Linked DNA regions of Homo sapiens: region 1 is linked to region 2. A link is an interaction called in ENCODE POLR2A ChIA-PET data of the cell type or tissue named here. Cell type or tissue: MCF 10A. All regions are shown on one strand. Links, peaks and the distances in the headings refer to the core of each region. The heading gives the core; the rest is flanking DNA.

Evidence for each region. Peaks named below come from ENCODE experiments on the same cell type or tissue, not always from the same donor. Only the 100,000 strongest peaks of a DNase experiment are listed, where the experiment ranks them.
Region 1: POLR2A ChIA-PET joins it to region 2 with 13 read pairs; 7 of 35 experiments call an interaction of 5 or more read pairs at or near these places.

The regions. Positions count from the first base shown.
Region 1 is chr1:211,548,217-211,556,549 of GRCh38, forward strand. LOC107985261 (a long non-coding RNA gene) reads right to left here and starts at 64. Exons shown (of 3, transcript XR_001738449.1): 1 at 1-64. RefSeq lists a silencer at 420-827. In MCF 10A, for the core only: no CTCF peak of the experiment used is centred there; DNase peaks (open chromatin) are centred at 3,615 and 4,035.
Region 2 is chr1:211,638,565-211,646,897 of GRCh38, forward strand. NTRAS (non-coding transcript regulating alternative splicing) reads left to right here and starts at 1,244. Exons shown (of 3, transcript NR_131925.1): 1 at 1,244-1,325; 2 at 1,655-1,796. RefSeq lists an enhancer at 4,027-4,862. In MCF 10A, for the core only: no CTCF peak of the experiment used is centred there; DNase peaks (open chromatin) are centred at 427, 1,067, 1,417 and 5,217.

The DNA of each region.
Region 1 (8,333 bases), core at 312-8,311, 90 kb before region 2:
TGCCCACCTCTCCCTTCCAGAATGTAACTGCCACAAGGGTAGGGCCTGTATGTGGTTCACTGGAGTATCCTCAATGCCTAGAGTGATGCCTAGCCCACAGCAGGCATTCAACACTATTTATTGCATTAACTCAGGGGCTAGGTATGGAGGTCACAGGTGTGAGGTGAGGCTGAGAGGCGGGCAGGAGCCAGACCGGCAGGCCTCGTAGGTCTTGCTAAAGATCTGGAGGAGGTTGAAATGATCATGGCTGTGTTTGGGAAAGTCCCCTGGGCTCCAGGAGAGAGAATACTTTCTAGAAAGGTGATTCTTGACTTTGTGGGGTTTTGCGTGGGCAGGTCTGAAGATTTGTTTTCTGGAAAGGCAGCTTCTACTTAGAAGGGGTAGGGGGAAGAGCTCTGGGACTAAGGAGGTCTCTGCATTTTGACAAGACTACCACATGGGGCTGTAATTATGGGTAATCAGCCCTGTGCTTCTGAGTCAGCAGCTCAATCAAACCCTTTAAGGTGACAGGTTGCAGCACCGCCTCCTCCCTCCAAGCCTCCGCACTGGGAGCCTGCTCCGCCCTGCTGAGGGCTCACTTCTCAAGAGCATCAGGATATGCCAGATGCAGCATTCTCCCACCTCCCTGCCACCCACTCTCATCCCTCCCTTTCCTCCTGCACTCCTCAGTCTGAAGAGACTTTAGTGGAGATCAAGTCCAAGGGGCAAGAGGCCAGCTGAGCTTCTCAGTCTAACAGACAGTGGGGGAGGAGCCACCTAGGCACAGGAAGAGATAGGCGCTGAGCAGATAGCAGGCGTCACATGCAGACCCTCTCAGGGTGGGGCCACTGGGAGCCACAGGGCACAACCTGGGGGCAGCTTTCAGTGAAAAGCTGCCTCTCCCCAACATTCCAGCTATCCAAACAACTAGACTCTTTATTCAGCGTCTCCTAGGCCTACTGGGCTCCTCAGACTAAATTTGCCTTCTGCACATTCCCTGAGGGTTTTAATAACCTACCAGTAAGAACAACAAGTCCATTTCTACTAACCTAATAAGTCAAGCCAAGGTGGAAATACCTTTCAAGGGCCTCTCCCTTCCCAACTCAGCTGGACTTTCATTGCAGAAGGAAGCAAAGTTAAATTTGGGTTTGCTGTCAAGATGCACTTAACTATTTAGTTTTGCCAAGGAAGGGGGTGGGGGGATCACAGCTGGCAAGGCAGAATGTTCCATTCCCAGGCACTCAGGGGTTCAGAATTCTTTCCTACCATCTCACGTGCTGGCTTGTAGGATTCCTGCCAGCTGCTGACCTCCCGGGACCTGCTCCGGAGGCCTTGCCAGGCACGTACCACCTCATGAGACTGCAGGTCCTTGAGGAGGACACCAGGGCCTGCTTGGGCTTGCTCTGTCACCAACTACAGTTTACAGGGTAATCCCACATGGGGCATCCTCCAAGTACAGGGATACCGGTAACAAAGGAGACCAGATAGGAGGGAGCTCCCAGAAGCTCACAGTCCAGACAGGATCATCAGCGGTTCAGACAGAAGCCAGTCTCTCTCTGGCCCCTCCATCTCCACTCCCAGCCCAGCAGTTATGTCCATCCAGCCTTTCCATTCTCTCCTGGCCCAAGAAAAGTTTCTCTTTTCCCAGTTCCTACTCATGAAAACCTAAATATAGTGAACTTGATTCATTGGCTGATAGATTCACCTGTAGGGAGAAAAATTTTTGTTCATTTTTGGGGAATGGAAAGAAGGGGAAGACAGGGCAGAAACAGCATTTTGAGTTCCTTCTATCCTATGTTAGTTATCCTGGTGTTTGGAAGGTACCCCAATACCTGAGCTTGCAACTGGAAGGACTTGGGTTTGAATCCCAACTTGCCTTGTGTTGACTGTTTAGCTCTGGGCAAGCTGTTTAGCATCCCCAGGCCTCTGTAGCTAGAACTGTAAAGCGGGGACAAGGATTCCTTCCTTCAAGGGCTTCTGCAAAGACTAAGGTGACTGCAAAAGTAATTGCGGTGTTCTTATTATTGGAATTTGCTGTTTGATTTTGGAATACATTCTTATATAAATGTGGTTATGTTATACATCCTTTTAATGGGAATTTCTTGCTTTTTTTTTGCTAATGACATATTACTTGCTGTTTATTTTGTGTTTATTTTAGACTATGGAAATGATATTAGACAAAAAGCAAATTTGAGTAATTTTCTTATTCGAATTCAAAATAAGTCATAGAGCAACGGAGACAACTCACAACATCAACAACACATTTGGCCCAGGAGCTGCTAACGAACGAATGTACAATGCAGTGGTGGTTCAAGAAGTTTCACAAAGGAGACGAGAAGCTTGAAGATGAGAAAGTAGGGGCTGGCCTTCAGAAGCTGACAATGACCAATTAAGAGCAATCATCGAAGCTGATCCTCTTACAACTACACGAGAAGTTGCCCAAGAACTCAACTTCGATCATTCTACAGTCGTTTGGCATTTGAAGCAAATTGGAAAGGTGAAAAAGCTTGATAAGTGGGTGCCTCATGAGCTGAGCGAAAATAAAAAAATCGTCATTTTGAAGCGTCATCTTCTCTTATTCTGTGCAACAACAAGGAACTGTTTCTCGATTGGATTGTGATGTGTGAGGAAAAGTGGATTTTATACAACTGGTGACGACTGGCTCAGTGGGTGGACTGAGAAGAAGCTCCAAAACACTTCCCAAAGACAAACTTGTGCCAAAAAAAGGTCATGGATTTTTAGTGGTCTGCTGCTGGTCTGACCCACTATAGCTTTTGAATCCCAGTGAAACCATCACATCTGAGAAGTATGCTCAGCACATCGATGAGATACACCGAAAACTGCAATGCCTGCAGCCAGCATTGGTCAACAGAAAGGGCCCAATTCTTTCACAACAATGCCCGATCGCACGTCGCACAACCAACTCCTCAAAAGTTGAACAAATAGGGCTATGAAGTTTTGCCTCATCCACCAGATTCACCTGACTTCTTGCTAACCGACTACTACTTCTTCAAGCATCTTGACAACTTTTTGCAGGGAAAATGCTTCCACAACCAGTAGGATGCAGAAAATGCTTTCTGAGAAGTCCGTCGAATCCTGAAGCATGGATTTTTATGCTACAAGAATAAACAAACTTATTTCTTGTTAGCAAAAATGTGTTGCTTCTAATGGTTTCTATTTTGATTAATAAAGATGTGTTTGAGCCTAGTTATGATTTAAAATTCACGGCCCAAATTCACAATTTACTTTTGCACCAACCTTAATAAATAAGATGCAGGCAAACTTAACCCTTACAATCTCAGTAGTAAACTGTTAACAGTACAAAATTCCTTTCCCTTCCTCAAAATGTGGATATTGTGATCTGTATTTTAACAGATGAAGAAACTGAACTATTCCAGCCTGGGCAATATGGCAAAATCCTGTCTCTACAAAAAAATACAAAAATTAGCTGGGCATGGTGGCACATGCCTGTAGTCCCAGCTACTCGGGAGACTGAGGCGGGAGGATTGCTTGAGCAGGGGAGGCAAAGGTTGCAGTGAGCCAAGATTGCAACACTGCATTCCAGCTTGGGTGACGGAGCAAAACCCTGTCTCAGAAAAAGAAACGTAACTACAAAGAGATTAAATCATATTATGCCAACAGAGGAAATGTCTAAGAGATGTTGCAAGCCTGAAAGCTGAGCCCTGGCGGAAGGGTGAGTCTCCAGCGATGTCTAGGAATTTGGAGTTTGTCGAGGTGGGTCTTCACTCTTGGTAACCCTTGGGCCATTCAGCTTGGTTACTTGCAACCCTAGTTACAAGCAGGTTAGACCTCTCTATGCCAACAAGTTTGTGCCCATTCCTCTGCTAGATATCATAGGAGGATTTAAAAAGGAGTCCCAAACAGTCCCAGGCTGGCTGGCCCCCAGGCCGGGCAAACCAGACCGGCCGATCACTTTAGTTCTCATATTCACAGAATTTACAATCTTACTGGAAAACAAGACTGACACTCGTTGCTCAGAGAGGACCACTGAATGGGGCTTCTGGAAAAGGAACTAATACTTAAGTGCTGTTTACAAATCTTGGGCTGAGTGCCATTTCAGGATGACCCACTGAACACAAGCTACAGCTTTCTCTTTTGGCTCAAGTCCTTCAAATCACAGTAGGGAGAAACACATTTTTAGTGTCAGAATTTATTGAGGCATAACTTACCTATAAAAATTCATTCCTTTTATAAGCTTATGGCTTTTGACAAACGCATACAGTTATATAATCCCCATAATAGAGATAAAACATTTCCATCACACCCGCAAGTTCTCTCCTGTCCCTTTGCAGTCAATTCCCTCCCCGCAGCTCCCAGCCACTGGCAACCACAAATCTGATTTCTGTCCTTACAGTTTTGCCTTTTCCAAAATGCCGTTTGGCAGGATTTATATAAGGGAACTTTTTGAGTCTGGCTTCTTTTACTTAGCATAATGCTTTTGAGATTCACCTATGTTGTGTATATCTGAAGCTTTTTTTTTTTCTAAGTTGTGTTCCATTGTATCAAAGTGTGATGATTGTTGCCAGGTGCAGTGGCTCACTCCTATAATCCCAGCATTTTGGGAGGCTGAGGTAGGAGGATCACCTTGAGGCTAGGAGTTGGAGGCCAGCCTGGGCAACATAGACTTCCTCTCTACAAAAATAAAAGTATGTATATATATACATATTTTTTTAAAGTTGTCATGATTTGTTTATCCATTCACCAATTGATGGGCATGGGGATTGTTTCTAGTTTCTGGTGATTATAAATACAATAACTACAAATATTCACAAACAGATCTTTGTGTGGACATAAGTTTTCATTTCTCCTGTGTAAATGCCTAAGAGCAGGATTGCTGGTTTATAAGGTAAGCATATATTGAACTTTGTTAAAAATTGCCAAATTTATTTTCAAAGAGGCTGTACAATTTTGCGTTCTCATCAGTAATGAATGAGAGTTCCAGTTGCCCTAGCTCCTCACCAGCACCTTTTAATTTTGGTCATTCCAGTGGATGGGTAGTGGTATCTCATTCTGGTTTTAATTTGCATTTCCCTAAAGCTAATGATGGCCAGGTGCATTGGTACATGCCTGTAATCCCAGCATTTTGGGAAGCAAAGGCAGGAAGATCGCTTGAGCCTGGGAGTTTCAGACCAGCCTGGGCAACATAGGGAGACCCCATCTCTACAAAAAAATTAAAATGGAAGAATTGGCTGGGACCACAAGCATGCATGGTGGTGCACACCTATGGTCCCAGTTACTTGGGGTCCCAGGCTAAGGTGGGAGGATTGCTTGAGCCTGGAAGGTCAAGGCTTCAGTAGGTTGTGATTGCACCACTGCACTCTAGCCTGGGTGACAGAGTGAGACTCTGGGTGGGGGGGAAATAAAGAAGAATGATGTTGAACAGCTTTTCATGTGCTTATTTGTCATGCATACCCTTTATTTGAGGAAGAGTCTGTTTAAATATTTTCCTCACTTAAAAAAATGAATTATTTAAGGCTAGATGTGGTGGCTCAAGCCTGTAATCTCAGCTCTTTGTGAGGCCGAGCCAAGGCAGAAGGATGGCTTGAGACCAGGAGTTCAAGACCAGCCTGGGCAACATAGTGAGATCCCGTCTCTCCAAAAATTTAAAAATTAGCCAGGCATGGTGGCTCATGCCTGTGGTCTCAGCTACTTGGGAGGCTGAGGCAGGAGCCTTGAACTCAGAGGTTCAAGGCTGCAGTGAACTCTGATCATGCCACTGTATTCCACCCTGGGCAACAGGGCGAGATCCTGTCTCTTAAAAGAAAAGAAATTGAATCTTTGGTTCTAGTTATTATATTTGAAGAGTTTTTTTTAACATATTCTTCCAAGTCCTTTATCAGATATGTGTTTTGCAAATATCTCTTCCTAGTGTATAGATTATCTTTTCATTTTCTTGACAAGTGTCTTCTGAAGAACAGATCTGCATTTTAATGAAGCCAAATTTATCCATTTTTTTCTTTTGTGGTTCATGCTTTTGTAAGAAATCTTTGCTTAATCTAAGATACTAGAGATACTGTGTTTTCTTGCAAATGTTTCATAGTTTTAGCTTTAGCATTTGAAAATACAACTCAAAAATAAAATAAATCTGCAATCAAGCTCAAAACAAAAGAGAAACCCCTACTGGGTCAGAAATTGTATGAGATCCCTGAAGGGCAGAAAGCATATGGGATTGGAAAGAAGGTTACTGTTCTCACAAGAAGGTGGGATCAAAAAGGCTCCACCCTGGAGGAAGTAGAGTAGGTAGAGTGTGAGAGAGCCGGGGGCTTGAACCTCCACAGACCCTCTCAGCTACTCCTCCCTCTCTGCTCATCTCCATCTAGACACATGGTAGTAAATTACAGAACACCAAAGAGAAAATTCTATATCCTTCCCTGGAGGTAAAAAACTATTATCTATAAAGGAAAGAAAGGCAGATTGAGATGAGCTCTCATCAGCTATGTTAGATGTAAGAAGACAAACACAGAGCTGGGCTACTGAAAGAGGCTGAGGTGGGAGGATCACTTGAGCTCACGAATGTGAGCCTGTAGTGTGCCTGTGACTAGCCACTACACTCCAGCCTGGGCAACACAGTGAATTCTCTAAAAAAAAAAATTTTTTTTTTTTGAAGCAGAGTCTCACTCTGTCACCCAGGCTGGAATGCAGTGGTGTGATCTCAGCTCACTGCAACTTCTGCCTCCTGCGTTCAAGTGATTCTTGTGCCTCAGCCTCCAGAATAGCTAGGATTACAGGTGCGCACCACCATGTCCAGCTAATTTGTGTATTTTTACTAGAGACATGGTTTCACCATGTTGGCCAGGCTGGTCTCGAACTCCTGACCTCAGGTGATCCGCCTGCCTTGGCCTCTCAAAGTGCTGGGATTACAGGCGTGAGCCACCTGCATCCGGCCAAAAAAAATTTTTTTAAGAAAGACAAACAATACCTCTTCAGACATTAAGGGGAAATAAACCTAGAATTTCATGTCCAGCCAAACTAGACTCTTTATGAAATAAAGACACATTCCAATAAGAAGAAAAATGTATCTGTGAGGAATAAGTGAGTTTCAAGAAGTAGTGAGATGAGGCTGGGTAGGGTGGCTCCTGCCTGTAATCCCAGCACTTTGGGAGGCTGAGGTGGGCGGATCACCCGAAGTCAGGAGTTCAAGACCAGCCTGGCCAACATGGTGAAACCCCATCTCTACTAAAAGTATAAAATTAGCCTTTTGTACTAAAAGTACAAAAGGTGTGGTGCTGGGTGCCTGTAACCCCAGCTACTCAGGAGGCTGAGGCAGAAGAATCGCTTGAACCCGGGAGGTGGAGGTTGCAGTGAGCAGAGATCACACCACTGCACTCCAGCCTGGGTGACAGAGGGAGATAGAAAAAAAGAAAAAGATCCCCCAAAAAAAGAAGTAGTGAGGTGAAATATATGTGTATATGTGTACATACACAAAAACATATGTATGTGGGTATATTTATTTATATATATGTGTATTTATTTGTATATATAGGTTTTGTGTTGTTATCTATATGTAGGAATATATAAATGCTTATTATAAAAAAACAAAAACTTCTAAAACTAAATCTGTGATAAATTGGTAATTACCCTTGGTAATATCAATATGGATGAAATGAAAAGACACCTGTGTTCATGGACTGGAAGATGTGTTTGTTTATTTGTTTGAGACACAGTCTCACTTTGTCGCCCGAGCTGTAGTGCAGTGGGGCTATCTCAGCTCACTGCAACCTCCGCCTCCCGGGTTCAAGTGATTCTCCTGCCTCAGCCTCCCGAGTAGCTGGAATTACAGGTGCACACCACCACCTCTGGCTAATTTTTGTATTTTTAGTAGAGACAGGGTTTTGCCATGTTGGCCAGGCTAGTCTCAAACTCCTGACCTCAAACGATCCACCCATCTCAGCCTTCCAAAGTGCTGGGAATACAGGTGTCAGCCATCGCGCCCGGCTGCTGGGAAGATTTTAATTTTTAAATTTGGTTTCATTTTCCCTGAGGCCTCTTCCCTTGGTTGCAGGCGGACATCTTATTGTGTTCTCATATGGCCTTTTCTCTGTGCCTATGCATCCCTAGTGTCTTTCTTTCTCTCTTTCTTTTTTTTTTTTTAATGACAGGGTCTCCTTATGTTGCCCAGACTGGTCCTGAACTCCTGGGCTCAAGGGATCCTCCTGCCTTGGCCTCCCAAAGTGGCAGGATTATAGGCATGAGCCACCACGCCTGGCTGTTTCTTTTTATAACGACACTAGTCATATTGGATTAGGGTCCTATACTATGGGTCTCATTTTAACTTAGTCACTTCTGTAAAGACTTATCTCCAAAGACAGTCACATGGATTAGGGACCCAACCT
Region 2 (8,333 bases), core at 326-8,325:
AACTCAGGGAAACACTTATTACATTTACTGGTTTATTACAAAGGATATCGCAGAGGATACAAACGAAGAGGCATGTAAGGCGGGGTATCAGGGAAGGAGTGTGGAGCTGCCATGCCCTCCCTGGGCGCTACACTCCAGGAACCTCCCTGTGTTCAGCTATCCGGATAAAAGCTCCCTGAACCCTGTCCTCTTGAGCTTTTATGGAAGCTTCTTGACATCAGCATTCTTTCCCCCAGGGCATAGGGTGGGACCCTTGCATGGGAGAGTCTTAAAATCCACAATCAGAAAGGCGAGGGAATGTTAGAGTGAAAAGAGCTAGGGAGAAGGTCAGAGGCTGCCCCTGAGGCCTAATGCACCCAACATTCTAACAAAAGACTGAAACAAGGGCTATGGGAGTTATGAGCCAGGAACCCTCTTGGACGAAAACCAATCTATTTCATAACACCACACTGGGTGTCCCTATGTTGCCCAGGCTGGTCTCAAACTGGCCTCAAGCAATCCTCCCGCCTTGGTGTCCCAAAGTGTGGGGATTACAGGCATTAGCCACGGAACTCAACCCATCAAAGTGTTTGTTTTTGTTTTGTTTTGTTTTCGAGACATAGTCTCACTCTGTCACTCAGGCTGGAGTGCAGTGGTGCGATCTCGGCTCACAGCAACCTCTGCCTCCCGGGTTCAAGAGATTCTCCTGCCTCAACCTCCTGAGTAGCTGGAATTACAGGCATGCACCACCATGCCTGGCTAAATTTTGTATTTTTAGTAGAGATGGGGCTTCACCATATTGGTCAGACTGGTCTCGAACTCCTGACCTCGTGATCCATCCACCTCGGCCTCCCAAAGTGCTGGGATTACAGGCGTGAGCCACCACACCCAGCCTCTCAAAGTGTTTTAAATTCAGTTAATAAACCACTTATTCCCTGGAAACAGCTCCTGTCATGGCACAGCCCACTTCAGGAAAAGTTGTACCAGGCAGCCTGTGAGAACATTTTCAATAGAAATGAGTGGACCAGGAACAAATTTTATTCCTACTCAATGGCTGTGTTTTCTTTGGCAGAAGCTAGACCAAGTTTCACATCACAGTTGAGAGGAGACGTGCATAGGAACTGCGTCATCTGGTTCCACACTCGCTCCAGTGATGTTTGAGCCCCAGCATAGATCAGCATGCCAGGAAGCAGCCCACCGGACCCACCCCTGATCATGGCACTGGACATTGTTTTCCGTGCTTTTCTCAGGCTGGTTTCTGCCTGTCCCAACCCTGGCCATGGCTGACAAGGGGCCCAGGGACACTGGAGCAGAGAGACCTGCTGGTCCTTGGGGTTTCTTGCAAGGTAGGACTCTACATCCTCCCTTGGGAACTAATTGATCTGTCAGTAAAATGTAAACTTCTGACTCCATGGGTCTGTGAATCAGCTGCCTCTAAAGGGAAATATCCCAGGAGTGATGAAAACTTGAAGATCGAGGATTGGATATAAGCTCAGAGGTGAAGGAGGGAAATTCCTCGGGTCAACTTTAGCGGACTGATCCACGGGGTCTGCCAAGAGACAGGAGCTCGAGGGTTAAACCCAAGCACTCGGGAGTCAGATGTATGAATCTGAATCTCAGCCTCTCGGCTTGCTGTGTAATCTCAGGCAAGTGACTTTTCTGTTCTGTAAATCAGGCTGATAGCGGGGGAACCTCTCTCACAGGGCTGCTACAAAGATTGCATGAGATTTTGCTCAACAAATATTAGCTGTTGGCTCCAGAGTTTAATACCTCTGATCACTACAAGCTTTGAAGGCAAGATAAAATAACTTCAACATGTGAGTACCAGGAGGCCTTGGTGAAAAGCAAGCCTGCCGGGAGATAATGCCTGGCTGGGTCAGGATTCTTGGTGCTTATTGACCACTGGGCACTTCAGAGCAGAACTCATCAAAGCCTCTGTATTGGGACAAGGGCTAGGGTGGAGGGGAGGATTGGGAAGGGAGAGGGGAGACTGTCCTTCTTTCTACTAAAAGTTACTGGCAAGAGAATGGGAATTAACCAGGCCTGGAAAAGTAATTTAGGTATTAGAACTTTGAACTCTTTTTTTAAAAACAAAAGACAAAAACAGCTTTATTGGGATATAATTGACAAATAAAAATTGTGTATATTTAAGGTGTACAACTTGATGTTTTGATATATGTACACATTATGACATGATCACTACCATCAAGCTAATTCACATATCCATCACCTCATACAGTCACTATTTTCTTCTTTGTGTGTGTGAGAGATGAGAACACTTAAGATCTATCCTCAGCCGGATGTGGTGGCTCACGTCTATAATCCCAGCACTTTGGGAGGCTGAGGCAGGCGAATCACGAGGTCAAGAGATTGAGACCATCCTGGCCAACATGGTGAAACCCCATCTCTACTAAAAATACAAAAATTAGCTTGGCGTGGTGGCGCGTGCCTGTAGTCCTAGCTACTCGGAAGGCTGAGCCAGGAGAATCGCTTGAACCGGGGAGGCGGAGGTTGCAGTGAGCTGAGATCGCACCACTGCACTCCAGCCTGATGACAGAGTGAGACTCCATCTCAAAAAAAAAAACTATCCTCTTAGTAAATTTCCAGTATATAATACAGAATTGTTAACTATAGTCCCACGCTATACATTAGATCTCCACAACTTATTCATATTGCATAACTGAAACTTTGTACCCTTTGACCAACATGTCCCCATTTTCCCGCCCCTGAGCTGCTGGCAACAGCAATTCTACTCTCTGCTTCTATGAGTTCAACTTTTTTAGATTTCACATATAAGTGACATTATACAGTATTTGTTTTTCTGTATCTGGCTTATTTCACTTAACATAATGTCCTCCAGGTTCATCCATGTTGCCGAAAATGTCGGGATTTTTTAAGGCTGAATAATATTGCATTGTACGTATATACCACATTTTTAAAATCCATTTATCCATTGAGGTACATTTGAATGGTCTACCCTCCTAACCAAGGCCAACCCTTTAGCCCAACTAAGCTCTTGGAAAATGCCCAAAGTTGCTGCAAAGCCCCTGGCTAAATCCTTCTCATCCTGAGACTCCGCTTCAGCGTTACCTCCCCAGGGAGGCCTGGGCTGGGTTTGATCCCTAAGTCAACCCATACGGCACTTTGCATTGTTAAAAGAAATACTTCAGCCAAATTAAATTTAAAGGAGTTTAATTGAGCAATGAACAGTCAGGCAGCCCCCAAATCACAGCAGATTCAGAGATACTCCAGCGCAGCCACATGGTGGAAGGAAATTTATGGACAGAAAGAGGAAAGTGACGTACAGAAAATAGAACATTTTCATATTGTTCAGTGAGTGTCAGGGGCCCCAAAGAATCATGATTCCACAGCATAATCACAGCTAACATGTATTTGGTGCTCTCTATGTACCAGGAATGGCATAAGTGTTGTCTAGTGAATTCACTCAACAACTCTGTGAAATAGTTTCCCTTCTCACTTGGTTTTTAGTTAAAAAAAAAAAAATTTGTAGAGATGGGGTCTCACTATGTTGCCCAGCCTGGTCTCAAATTCCTGGGCTCAAGTGATCCTCCTGCCTTGGACTCCCAAAGTGTTGGGATGACAGATGTGAGCCACCATGCCCAGACCCCTTCCCACTTTTGCATCTCTAAGCTGCCACCTTGCTGACCCACACACAGCTGTGGGTGAAATCCAATGGGCTCAGCAGCCATGAGCTAATAGCACTGCTCCTCCTGCGTAGAGAAAGATTTATTGTTTCGAACCTTTGACTTAGCTTAGAAAACAAAATCAGTAGGCCCCACTCTTCAATGTTTTTAAGGTATGGTCTCCCAGGTGGATTCTGAGACAGCTTTCATCTCTAGGGTTAATTAGGGTCTGGCCATTGCTCATGCGAAGATAGAAGACTAAAACACGCAAATCTAATGCCCCATCTTTGGCTTCCTTGGGAACAGGGGGAGGCTGGGGTGGGATGGAATGGAAAACACAGAGAAGCAAATAGCCCACCCAAGAAAGTGTGAGCCCTCCTGCCTTCACTACCTCTGGCCACCAAAAGAGACCAAACAAAGGGGCTAGGGGAAGGAAAGAATTGGGTGGGGGTAAAAGTGGGGGTCTTAGTAAACTCTAAACTCTTAGAAATAAATGTAGAGTTCACATTCCACCTGGGCTTCCAATGTCCTTCTCAGAGGCAGTCAGGGACCACCAACCAGGGAGCGCGTATGAGGGCTCAGCTTGGTTCTAGAACCTTTGTAAACTCATGCTTGCTATTTTGATGATCACTTACCTGATTTTCCAGAGGAAAACTAACCCAGGGAAGCAGGGAGGAGAGGCCCATGAGCCTGTGTTGGAAGAAGAGGAGGAGAGGTCAGCACTCCACCTTCAGCCATGTCCTAGCCAGAGAGGGGAGTGACAGCTTTCTCAAAGAGAGGAAACTGGGCAGATCCCTGAGGACTTGATCAAGGATGCAAGGCAGGGGAGCACAGGGGGGCTATGGGCTGAGAGGGGCCTGGAGGGTGGCAGTGGCTGGGCCTAGAGGTGGGCTCCGTAATGACACAGGGCTGGGGCAATGGAAGCGCCTAGCTCAGGAGCATGGTGGATGTGAGTGTATATCCGTCCACCCCTAGCTAGCAATTCACTAGCTGTGTGACCTTCCTCTATCTCCACTGATTGTTTCCAAGCCTGAGTTTCCTCACCTGTGAAATGGAGATAATCCAGCAATTGTGACGAGAAATGTGAGAAAATGCATGTCTGCAGCTATTACAGGGTCTGACCTGGAGTAAAAGCTCCATGAATGCCGGCTGTCCTGTGGCCTCCCCGACACGTCCCCCCTGCTGGAAGGCTTTCCTCACCATCTCCCTCATAAACAAAGCCAAGGTCAAGGCTGCAGCCCATGGTGAGAGCAGGGAGAGCTTGTGGGAAGTTCACTGCCCCGCCATGCCCCTGAATGGTGAGCCTCTTTCTTTGATGTGGGCTAACATCCGTGGACTCAGAGGCCCAGAAAGTGCGAGACACGCCAAGGCTCGGCCCCTGGGCGTCTGTTTCCTGAGCAGCCTGGGACACAGGTTGCCCTGGTGAGATGACCCACAGTCAGCACCCTAGGCCTTGGCATTATGCGGGCAGCTGGTATGAGCCCTGCCTCACCCTGCACAGAATTTGCCAGCTTCACAGCATTCCTGCCAGCCCAGCCTGCTCCCAGACCCAGCCAAGTTTCACTCAGGCAGCCTGCATTCCCATTTTGTGCGCCTTGTCCTGCCCAGAGGCACCGGCTGCTGAGGGAAGCATGAGGTCCTTGGAAAGGAGCTGCCCCAGCAGGCCGGTGTGCTGGGAGCCCTCAGCCTCTTCTACACTCCCGCCACCCCCAGCCCTGCATCCTGCCCCAAGCTGGCTGCCTGCCAGCTTCTCGGGTCTCATTTACTTACTGCTGTTTGTTTTGGAGGCTTCTGGGAAGCAAGGCTCCACCTGAGGAATCTTTGGCTGAGGGGACTTGTGACACCTGAGACTTTGAACTTTCAAGAAAACATAAGGCTCCGCTGGCCACTTCCCCGGGTGTGGGGACAAATGTCACTGCAGTGCCGTGGGCTTGCACCAGGCCCCTCCTCCTCTCCAAAGCAGCTAAGGCAGAGCTCATGGACAGGGACCTGCCTGAAGCAGCCGCCATCTGGGGGTTGACGGCTGCCTGGTCTCTTGCTCTATCTGGAAAAAGAAACCATAAGCATTTCATATTTATCTTATAATTCATTTGGATTTGTTTTCATATAAAAGTAATGTCTAAGGGAGGATTAGTCAAGTAAATTGTGCACATGTTCTTGTGATGACCTATTAGCAGATGCCACAGATTTACCCTAGTTTGAGAAACAAAGGTGAGAAGTATCTTTTGTAGACCAGGTGCGGTGGCTCACACCTGTAATCCTAGCACTTTGGAAGGCCGAGGTGGGTGGATTACCTGAGGTTGGGAGTTCAAGACCAGCCTGGCCAACATGGTGAAACTCCGTCTTTACTAAACAAAAAAAAAAAAAAAAAAATTAACTGGACGTGGAGGCACTCGCCTGTAGTCCCAGTTACTCGGGAGGCTGAGGCAGGGGAATTGCTTGAACCCAGGAGGCAGAGGTTACAGTGAGCTGAGATTGTGCCACTGCACTCCAGCGAGATTCTGACTCAAAAAAAAGGAGTATCTTTTGGAAAACCTCTGTTCAATAATTGACTTTTAAATGCACAAAAAATTGGAAATACACCAATTTTTACTTTTTTTTTTTTTTTTTTTTTTTTAGAGACAAGGTCTTGTTCTGTTGCCCAGGCTGGAGTGCAGTGACAAGATCATAGTTCACTTTGGCCTCAAACTTCTGGCCTCAAGCAATCTTTCCACCTCAGCCTTCCAAACCCCTAAGATTACAGGCATGAGCTACCCAGCCCAGACCTCAATTTTTAAAAATTGTAAAATGAACTTTTAAAATCCCTATTAAGGCTGGGCATGGTGGCTGACTCACGTCTGTAATCCCAGCACTTTGGAAGGCTGAGACAGGTAGACAAGGGGTTTGAGACTAGCATGGGCAACATGGTAAAACCCCATCTCTACAAAAAATAAAAACAAAACAAAACAAAAACACAACAATTAGCCCAGCATAGTGGCATGTGCCTGTAGTCCCAGCTACTTGAGAGGCTGAGGTGGGAGGTTTGATTAAACCTGGGAGGTCGAGGCTGCAGTGAGCCAAGATCATGCCACTGCACTCCAGCCTGGGCAATGAGGCAAGACCCTGTCTCAAAGAAAAAAAAATCCCTATTAAATTTGGTAGAATTGTAATTTAAGCAGGTTTATTATAGTGAGTTTGGAAAGAATAAAGAAAAAGAACTAAGTTACTCCCTCACACAGAGATAACCCTTTTGGTGTACATTTTGGTATATTTAAGATATCATACAATATATACTTCTTTGGTCATAGTTAGCACTCTTATCTAAGTATTTCTTCCCAATCAATCAATTAATGTTCAGCAAGATTTTTTATTTTTATTTTTTTGAGATAGAGTATCGTTCTGTCTCCCATTCTGGAGTGCAGTGGCGCAGTCTCGGCTCACTGCAACCTCACCTCCTAGGCTGAAGCGATTCTCATGCCTCAGCCTACTGAGTAGCTGGGACTACAGGCATGTGCCACCATACCCAGCTAATTTTTGTATTTTTAGTAGAGATGGGGGTTTCACCATGTTGCCCAGGCTGCTCTCAAACTCCTGGCCTCAAATGATTCATCTGCCTCGGCCTCCCAAAGTGCTGGAATTATAGGCATGAGCCACCGTGCCCGGCTGGTAAGATTATTTTTTATTTTTAGTGGCAGCATAGTCCACTGTGTGGACGAACAAAAGTTTTGTTTGTTTTTTGAGACAGAATCTCACTCTGTCACCCAGGCTGGTGTGCACTGGCATGATCTCAGCTCATGCAACCTCTGTGATTCTCCTGCCTCAGCCTCCTCAGTAGCTGGGATTACAGGTGCCCACCACCATGCCCAGCTAATTTTTGTATTTTCAGTGGAGACGGGGTTTCACCAGGTTGGCCAGGCTGGTCTTGAACTCCTGACCTCAAGCGATCTGTCCGCCTCAGCCTCCCAAAGTGCTGGGATCACAGGCGTGAGCCACTGTGCACAGCCTAAAAATTTTTTAACCGTTCATTTTTTGACATTTAAGTTGTTCCTATTTTTTGCTGTTATAAAAAACATTCAATAGCCACTTTTGCACAAACATCTTTGCACATTTATCTGAGCACATACTTAGGATAAACTTCATAAAATTGGAATTGCTGGGTCAAAGGATAAGGACATTTTAAGGTTGTTGGTACACCCTGCCTTGGCTGGTTTCTTCCTTTGCTTCTATGAAAACCATTGCCACCTTGAGATCAGGGACGTATTTGCCTAAATTTTCAGTAGTGCTATGATTTTGTCATTAGATGTTTAGATTATAATTCATCTGGACTAATCATAACACTAATAATAATATGAGGTAATACTTATTGGGTGGGGACTATGAGTTGGACATTGGGCTAAGAAATTCTTATGCATAATCTTACTTCACCCCTACTATTATGTTCAGGGAACTATTTTTATTTCATCTTACATAGGAAGAAACTAAGATTGTGAGTTTAACTTGGGATGAGGCAGGGATCTAGCTTTATTTTTATTTTCCTTTCTTTCTTTCTTCCTTCCTTTCTTCCTTACCTTCTTTCCTTCTTTTGTTTCCTTCTTTCTTTCTTTCTTTCTTTCTTCCTTTCTTCCTTCCTTTCTTTTTCTTTCTTTCTTTCTTTCTCTCTCTCTGTTTCTTTCTTTCCTTTCTTTTCTTTTTTAAAGACAGGGTCTCACTCTGTCACCTAGGCTGGAGTGC